Regions from separate parts of the Mus musculus genome. Here region 2 is linked to region 1. The links are chromatin contacts, found by Hi-C in ENCODE. All regions are on one chromosome and are shown on one strand. The core of a region is the stretch at or near the end of the contact, and the rest is flanking DNA. Distances in the headings are between cores, read along the strand shown.

Evidence for each region. Hi-C counts contacts between places; a loop is a spot of excess contacts on that map.
Region 2: a loop to region 1 is called in a map of T-helper 17 cell, with 2.9 times the contacts of the local background. The contact joins two enhancer-like sites. A Hi-C loop is called at or near these places in 3 of 37 maps with a recorded cell type or tissue (T-helper 1 cell and T-helper 17 cell).

What each region holds. Positions count from the first base shown.
Region 1 is chr7:63,753,633-63,757,220 of GRCm38, forward strand. Otud7a (OTU domain containing 7A) reads left to right here. Exons shown (of 14, transcript NM_130880.1): 12 at 1,000-1,114; 13 at 1,284-1,368. Among named protein-coding and RNA genes, the nearest start is that of Gm39023, 97 kb to the right of the region's middle. Within about 2 kb of position 1,404, at least 1 of the 3 ENCODE cell types and tissues checked has a DNase peak (open chromatin) inside an H3K27ac peak, as active enhancers do.
Region 2 is chr7:64,009,267-64,013,328 of GRCm38, forward strand. Gm32633 (predicted gene, 32633) reads left to right here. Exons shown (of 6, transcript NR_169109.1): 4 at 2,383-2,515. Among named protein-coding and RNA genes, the nearest start is that of Gm32633, 24 kb to the left of the region's middle. Within about 2 kb of position 2,530, at least 1 of the 3 ENCODE cell types and tissues checked has a DNase peak (open chromatin) inside an H3K27ac peak, as active enhancers do.

The DNA.
Region 1 (3,588 bases), core at 154-2,653:
CAAGCAAAGGAACAAAGCAGCTGCCAGGGGCCCTGAGCTGGGCTTCTCTGCGGTGGTGAGACTCCAGAGGGGTGGGGCATCCTGAGCGAAGTGACAGAAAGGAGACTGGTACTCATTAGGAAGGTGGAATTTGGAAACCATCTCCACACTTCTTCCTGTTCACTACCCCTGACAACACCCTGAGGAGAAAGCAGATGTGACATTAAGGATTCCATTTGCTAGGAGCAGGGATCCCTCGGGAACTCATCAGATCTCAGTACACCTGTAGGTAGATACTGACCCCACCCATACTGGTCTCGGTGGCTGGTGTGCCTCTGTCCAGATGCTTTGTGGTGAACCAGCTCCTCTGAGAAGTAACAGGCCAGACTCCCCCACCTAATCACCACCGCCACAGAAGGCTCCCTCTCTGCTCCCCTTTTAAAGGGGCTGTAGGCCAACACTGCCTCTCCTGGACTTGTCACTAGATGCTTTCTGTAGGAGCCTGCTGCCTGGTCCTATGCAGATGAGCTCCCTGGTGGGGGCGGGGGGTGCAGCCCCCACCTCCAGTCTTGCCTCAGCAGAGCTCAGCTCACACCTCTCCCAACTTGCAAATTCTGCCCTTCTCTGAGATGAAATGGAGGCAAGGAGCAGGTCATCCAAAAGTGGCCTTCCGTGGTTCACCACACCCATCTGGGTTTTTCTTCGGAAATAGCAAAAGCACCCATAGCTTTTTCTCATCCTGACAGCAGAGAGATGCCTGCCCTCTAACAGAAAGAGACCCTGTCAGTCCAGGTGATGCCTCCACCTGCTTGCTCTTCGCCTACATAATAGAAACAAGTTTGAAACCTATAGTCTTAACATTCGTGGTATGCAAGTTCTGAGTCTACCTTCTGTCTCCATTAGGTTACCTGCCCTGGGACAGCTATTTTTGAATTTCTGAGCTCTGAACTCTGCTGGTGCCTCCAGCCTCCTGGCAGGCAGATGAGGTGCCTGTCACCATGCCTCTCTCTTCTGTTTCAGCTGTGATCCCTCTGACGGATTCGGAACACAAGCTGCTGCCCTTGCACTTTGCTGTGGACCCGGGAAAGGACTGGGAATGGGGGAAAGATGACAACGACAATGCCCGGTTAGCCAAGTAAGACCTGCCCCGCAGTCCAGTCCGGACCCCAACACCCTGCGGGAGAGTGGTGGTGACAGGACTCCTGTTGGGATTTGGGGGACTAAAGGGCAGGGAGAGGATTGCACGCGCAGGCGAGTGAGCTCCTGCCACCTCCGGAGCTTCTCACTGGGTGTTCTTTTGTCAGCCTCATCCTGTCCCTAGAAGCCAAGCTGAACCTTCTACACAGCTACATGAATGTGACGTGGATCCGCATCCCCTCCGAGACCCGGGTGAGCCTCGAGTGCACGAAGCCCCACCCAGTGACCGGGCAGCAGCCGCTCTGTGCGGTGCGGGCAATGCTGTGCCTCCCCAAAGTCTCCACGCAGCGCAGCGCTCGGCTCCACGCCTTGGGGAGGTCCCACACCTTCATGCCCCAGAACCGGACCCAGCTACTGATTCCTAGTCCAAACACTTCCTCCCGGTGGGAGGCGGGCGCGTATTAGGGGCCCTCCCTCTCCCCCACCCCCCTCCACCTCTTATTTTACACAGCAGGAGAAGAATAAACACACCCACTCACAAAGCAAACCGTAGGCAAGTCAAAACACAAAACTATCTCTGCAGAGATCGGAACAAAATGTGCCGCGGCAGAGCGGAATTAATTATAACTGTGTGTGGATCCTTAGAAAATCTAGGGAACCAACAGCGCTAGTCCTCAGCGCGCGCCCTTCCCCTCCCTGAGGCGGAGGTGGCCTCCGGTGGAGCTAGCAGAAGGCGGAGAGACGCGGACCCATCCCGGGGGTGGGATGGGGGTTGCCCCTGCTTGCAGATGCTGAGAGATTCTTTTTAAGTTTGTGACTGATGTTTTCATAATCTTGGGAGGGAACTCCCAAGGGAAGGGATTTGTGAAAATTGCTTGCAAATAATTGGTCCTCCCTGACATCCGTTTACTTATGTATCCAGCGGATTCAAAGTACTGAAAGGAGACATCCCGCTGAATGGCTCCTGCCCCACTGTTCTGATTGCTCACTTCCGCTTCGCCTGGACATCATCCAAGTAGGGCGCCCCCACGTGGCTCTGATTCGCCATGTTCTTGGGGCACAAGAGACAGCCAGTCAGTGACAGAATCTTGCCTCTCTCATGCTGGAAGGTGCCACTGTGCCCCAGGATGATGCTCTGTAGCACCTACGTGGTATGCAATGGCAGCAGCCCTAGATCCATAATCAGTACCTTCCAGCTGAGCACATCTTTTCCCTACAAAGAGCAGGATGCATGGCCAGACCTTGGTGACCTCCATATCAAGTACAAAGCTCAGCAGACAACCCCACTGCTAAAGGGCACACAGCCAAGGCCCCTCTCTTACTGGGGCCCCTTTCCCTGTTTCAACCTTGAAGCTGACACTCTTTACCATCCCCGGCAAGCCAACCTAAAACTCAACTCTCTCCAAACTCAAGTGAAAGGAGGGATTTCTGCCTGGGTGGTGGTCAGCACAGGTCTGCCAGCCTTGCTTCTACTGACCTAGCCACAGCAGCTCATCCTTCTGGAACCTGCTTGAGCAGAGGAAAAGAATAAAGTGAGGAGCAATGGCTTCTCCCTTCTCTTCTAAAGACCAGAAAAGGCCTGCCCAGGCATGTACTAGTTCCTGACACACCCAGATGCAGGCTGGAGAGATGCTGTCTTTCCAATGACTCTCCTCACAGGAAGGTCCCTCTTTGGAGAACTTATGGCAGCTGCCTACCCAGCATGACCTCCTCTCATAGCCTTCTCAGGCTTGCCACCTATCCCAGAGATTGGCCTAGCCATGCTCTGCATGGTCTCGCCCTCACTGGCTGCCCCCAGGTAGTGTCGTCCAGGTTATTGTCCATGGCATTCCTTCACTAGTGCCATCCCACAAGACCCCACATCCTCACTGGAAGCCATTTCCAGCATCCTTTTCAGCTTAGCATTCCATTTGTAGTTAGAGAAGGGAACTCCTGAAGTAGCATGTCATAGCTGGATAAAGGGAGTGGTGGTCCAAGATGAAGAACGGGGTTTAGGGCAAGGTGCATAGCCCCTGCTTGGAATAAGTAGGTGATCCATCTGTGTGGGAGAGATGCTGTCTTCCTTGCTGCCCTCTGCCTTTACACGGAGATCTGGGACATGTTTCTAATGGTGCCAGTAGTCTGACCATGGAGGAAGGCCAGAGTGTGGACCTAGTGTTTCTTTATAAAATACACTGAGGACACCAGCTAGGTCATGGGCATTCTGGCCCTATTCATCCACTCAGAATTCTAGACTTTCTGGTATCTGTGAATTCTAAGAGAAAGTTCATGTATCCTCCCTCAAAGGATGGGCACTGAGGTTTGAGGTCCCTACATAGCATTCTGTCAACATCTATAAGCCTGTGTCCAACCTTACAACAGTTAAGTGCTCTGTGGGCTCCTATTCCATAAACACCTCCATCCCTCTCTGGTAGACAGCCCCCACCCCCAACACCTACAGCAGCAGAGTCCCCACAAAGAAACTCCTATATC
Region 2 (4,062 bases), core at 1,280-3,779, 260 kb after region 1:
ACAGTGAAGGCCTTTCCTCTCCCCTTTCCTCTCCTCTCCCTCTCTATTTCTTTTCCTTATTTCTTCCCCTTCTCTTCTCCTCCTTTCTCCTTCTCCTTCTGTTTTTAGCTATCAGCTTTATTGTGATACAATTTGTCTGTCTAAGAATATTCAGTTCATTTGAACATTCTGACAGAGCTGAGTGATCATCACCAGTCACTGAGTCCTGACTTAAGGTTTTACTGCTGTGAACAGATGCCATGACCAAGGCAACTCTATTTTTTTTTTTTAAGATTTATTTATTTATTATTATATGTAAGTACACTGTTGCTTTCTTCCGACACGCTAGAAGAGGGAGTCAGATCTCATTACAGATGGTTGTGAGCCACCATGTGGTTGCTGGGATTTGAACTCAGGGCCTTTGGAAGAGCAGTCAGTGCTCTTAACCGCTGAGCCATCTCACCAGCCCCCCCCAAGGCAACTCTTATAAGGACAACATTTAATTGGGGCTGGCTTACAGGTTCAGAGGTTCAGTCCATTATTATCAAGGTAGGAAGCATGGCAGCATCCCGGTAGGCATGGTGCAGGAGGAGCTGAGAGTTTTGAAGGCTGCTAGTGGAAGACTCCATTCCAGGCAACTAGGATAAGGATCTTAAAGCCCACACCCACAGTGCCACACCTACTTCATTCTAATAGTGCCACTCCCTGGGCTGAGCATATACAAAGCATCACAAAGTCCCCAAAGAAACACATAACCTTTGGCTAGTACACCCATATCCTTCTTTTTTTTTTTTTTTAAGATTTATTTATTTATTATATGTAAGTACTCTGTAGCTGTCCTCAGATACTCCAGAAGAGGGCATCAGATTTCGTTATGGATGGTTGTGAGCCACCATGTGGTTGCTGGGATTTGACCTTTGGAAGAACAGTCGCTCTTAACCATTGAGCCATCTCACCAGCCCTCCACCCACATCCTTTTTAACCCCAGTACTGGACAACTATAGACCTACTCTGTATCTCATATGAATTTTTCTCTTCAAAGACTTTTATATGTATGGAATCAGATAATATATGGTCTTCTGTGACTGGCTTCTTTCAATGACAAGTCTCCTTCATTCTCCATTCAAATATGGACATGTATCCCTGAATAGATGCACACTTTGCTCGTCCCATCATCATTTGAGAGGGCCTCTGAGTTATTTCTACTTTGGACCTCTTATAAACAGTATTGCTGTGAGTACTGGCTGTGTAGGGATTTTTTTTTTTTCATCCATTTTGGATGTACACCTAGGAGCAAAATTGCTGGTCAAGTCCCTAAACTTTTGGATAATTGAAGATTGATTGTTTCCTAAAGATCCATACCAGTTTACACTCTTGCGAGCCATGCCCCAGTCTCTCAGGATCCTTGCCAGCATGTGCTTTTGCCTGACTCTCTTTTCATGAAGTGTTGTGGATGAGATGGTCTCACGATGATACACTGTAGTTTAAATTCTTCCTTGAAGAAATGGGGTTGAGTTCCCTATCAGATTTGTTAGCCATTCAGAGATGTTCTTTCATGAAGTTTCCACTTAAGCCTTTAATGTTTTCTTTCCCCGTTGAAGTATTTGCTTCTCCACTCCCTTTTATGGTTCTGGGCCCAAACCCAAGACTTCATTTATGCCAAGTGAGTGCTTTACCACTCAACTGTGTCCTCAGCTTTTCTACAATCTTCTTATTGATTCTAAAGACCTCTTTACATATTGTAGACATCAGCCCTTTATTTGGATGTGTTTTGTAAATATTCTACACGCCCCCAAGTTGTACATGTATGCATGCCTTCTTCCTTCTCTCCTTCCTTCCATTCTTCTGTCCTTCTTTTCTTCCTTTCTCCCTCCCTCCCTCCCTTTCTCCTTTCCTCCCTCATTCCTTCCCTCCCTTCCTCCTTCCTTTCCTTCTTTCTTGGTCTATATGGTATAGTGGCCCATGCACGCCATATGGAGGCCAGAGGTCAATGTTAGGTGTCTTTCCCTGTAGCTCCTTACTTTGATTTTTGAGATGGCTTCTCTCACTTACCTGTAGTTCACTTTTTCAGATGGACAGACTTCCCAGTAAGCCCAGGGGCTCCATCTGGTTCTGACTCTGACATCTGAGGCCGTGCTACATACACAACCACCAGCCCTGGCTTTTTCTGTGGGAACTGAGGAACTAAACTAAGATCCTCACACAGAGAGCAGGCACTTTATCACCAAGCCTTCTCCCCAGCCTCAGCTTTTAATCTATTAATAAATCTTTAAACATGAGTTTCTAATTTTACTATGGTCACCTCTGTTTGCTTTTCTTTCTTTTCTCCTTTTCTCTCCTTTCCTCCCCTTCCTCACTGTTGCTGTTGCTTTGGTCATTGCCCTCTTTATCTTTCCTTCACAGTTTCTTAGAGGGAAGTCAGAAGTCGCCCACACAATCTTCACAGACACCAGCTTTACCATAACATTTGAATACAGTGGCAACTTCCTGTCCCGAAGCCTCGCCTTTTCTGGTACTTCTGCCCGAGCAACTGTAGGTAATAATCAAAGGACTACCCAGTGCCTCGTTTCCCATGGTCAATGAGTTCATCTCCACGTGCATGGTCAAAGAGGAGAAGAGCGAGCCCAGCCGCAGAGATCCAGCTCTGTGGTCTGTTCCCTGAGTCAGTCAGTATGTGTCTGCTCAGGAAAAACAGTCAGTGCCCGATTGCCTCACATGGGAACTGGCTACAGAGAGAGTGCGGAGGCCGGATGATGAAAGAGTTGCTGAGAGGAGAGGGCTGGAGAAGCAAAGGAAGAAGGCTGTGTGTGTGTGTGTGTGTGTGTGTGTGTGTGTGTGTGTGTGTGTGCTTCTGCTGCTAGGGTAGGAAGAGCACATACCCATGTCTTGGGTAATTGGTGCTACTGCGACAGACTATCTCAGACCCCACCCAGCTTAACTTAACTTATAAACAGCAGGGATTTAACCTGCACACTGCTGGGGCCTGGGGCACTGGTGAGCGATGATTCTACTGTAGGCTTCCTGTTTTGTAGTTGGTGCTTGTCTCAGAGTCTTCGGATGGTGGAAGGGCTGAGGGATCTACCCCCTCCCTTTTATTGTTCTCAGTGTGAATGTGTGCGTGCGTGTTTGTGTCTGTGCCTGTGTGCACGTGGGCACATACGGCACATGGCAGGACATGCCTGGGAAGGTCAGAGGAAAATCACAAATGTGGGTTTTCACTTTGTAGCTTATTTGAGAAAAATTCTTCTCTCCCTGTCTCTATAAAGAATATCTTTCGCTGGGCAGTGGTGGCGCATGACTTTAATCCCAGCACTTGAGAGGCAGAGGCAGGTAGATTTCTGAGTTCGAGGCCAGCCTGGTCTACAGAGTGAGTTCCAGGACAGCCAGGGCTATACAGAGAAACCCTGTCTCGAAAAACCAAAAAAAAAAAAAAAAAAAAAGCAAAAAACCAAAAACCAAAAAACTTTCATCCTTTGAAAATCTGTACATATAAACAATGTGTCTTGATCAGACCCACTCCCAGGTCTTCTTCCCTTCTCTCCCACTTCTACAAGGTACCTCCCAGCATTCCCTTCCTACAGAATGTGCTCTCTTTCTCACTCACTTTTTATACACACACACACACACACTTGCTCACACACACACACACACGATGCACAGTCATATGCACAGACACAGATACACACAGAAACACACACACAGATACACATAGGCACAGATATACATGGACATACACAGACATACACACAGAGATACATACACACAGAGAGAGACACACACAGGCACACATGTACACAGGCACACAGATACATATATACACAGACACATACACACATAGAGATACACACACACACACACAGGCACATACACAAAGATACACACACACACACACACACACACAGAGTTGACTGATCTTGTGCAGATAGCTATCATGGCAGAGAGCTCATAGGTGCAGTGCCATGCTGTGTAGAGATGACAGCACTTCACAGCATACCTCCTTATCTGCTAGCTCTTAGATTCCTTCAACCCCTTCTTTCACAAAGTTCCCTGAGCCTCGGTAGGCAGGGAGTCGCAGGCAGGGAG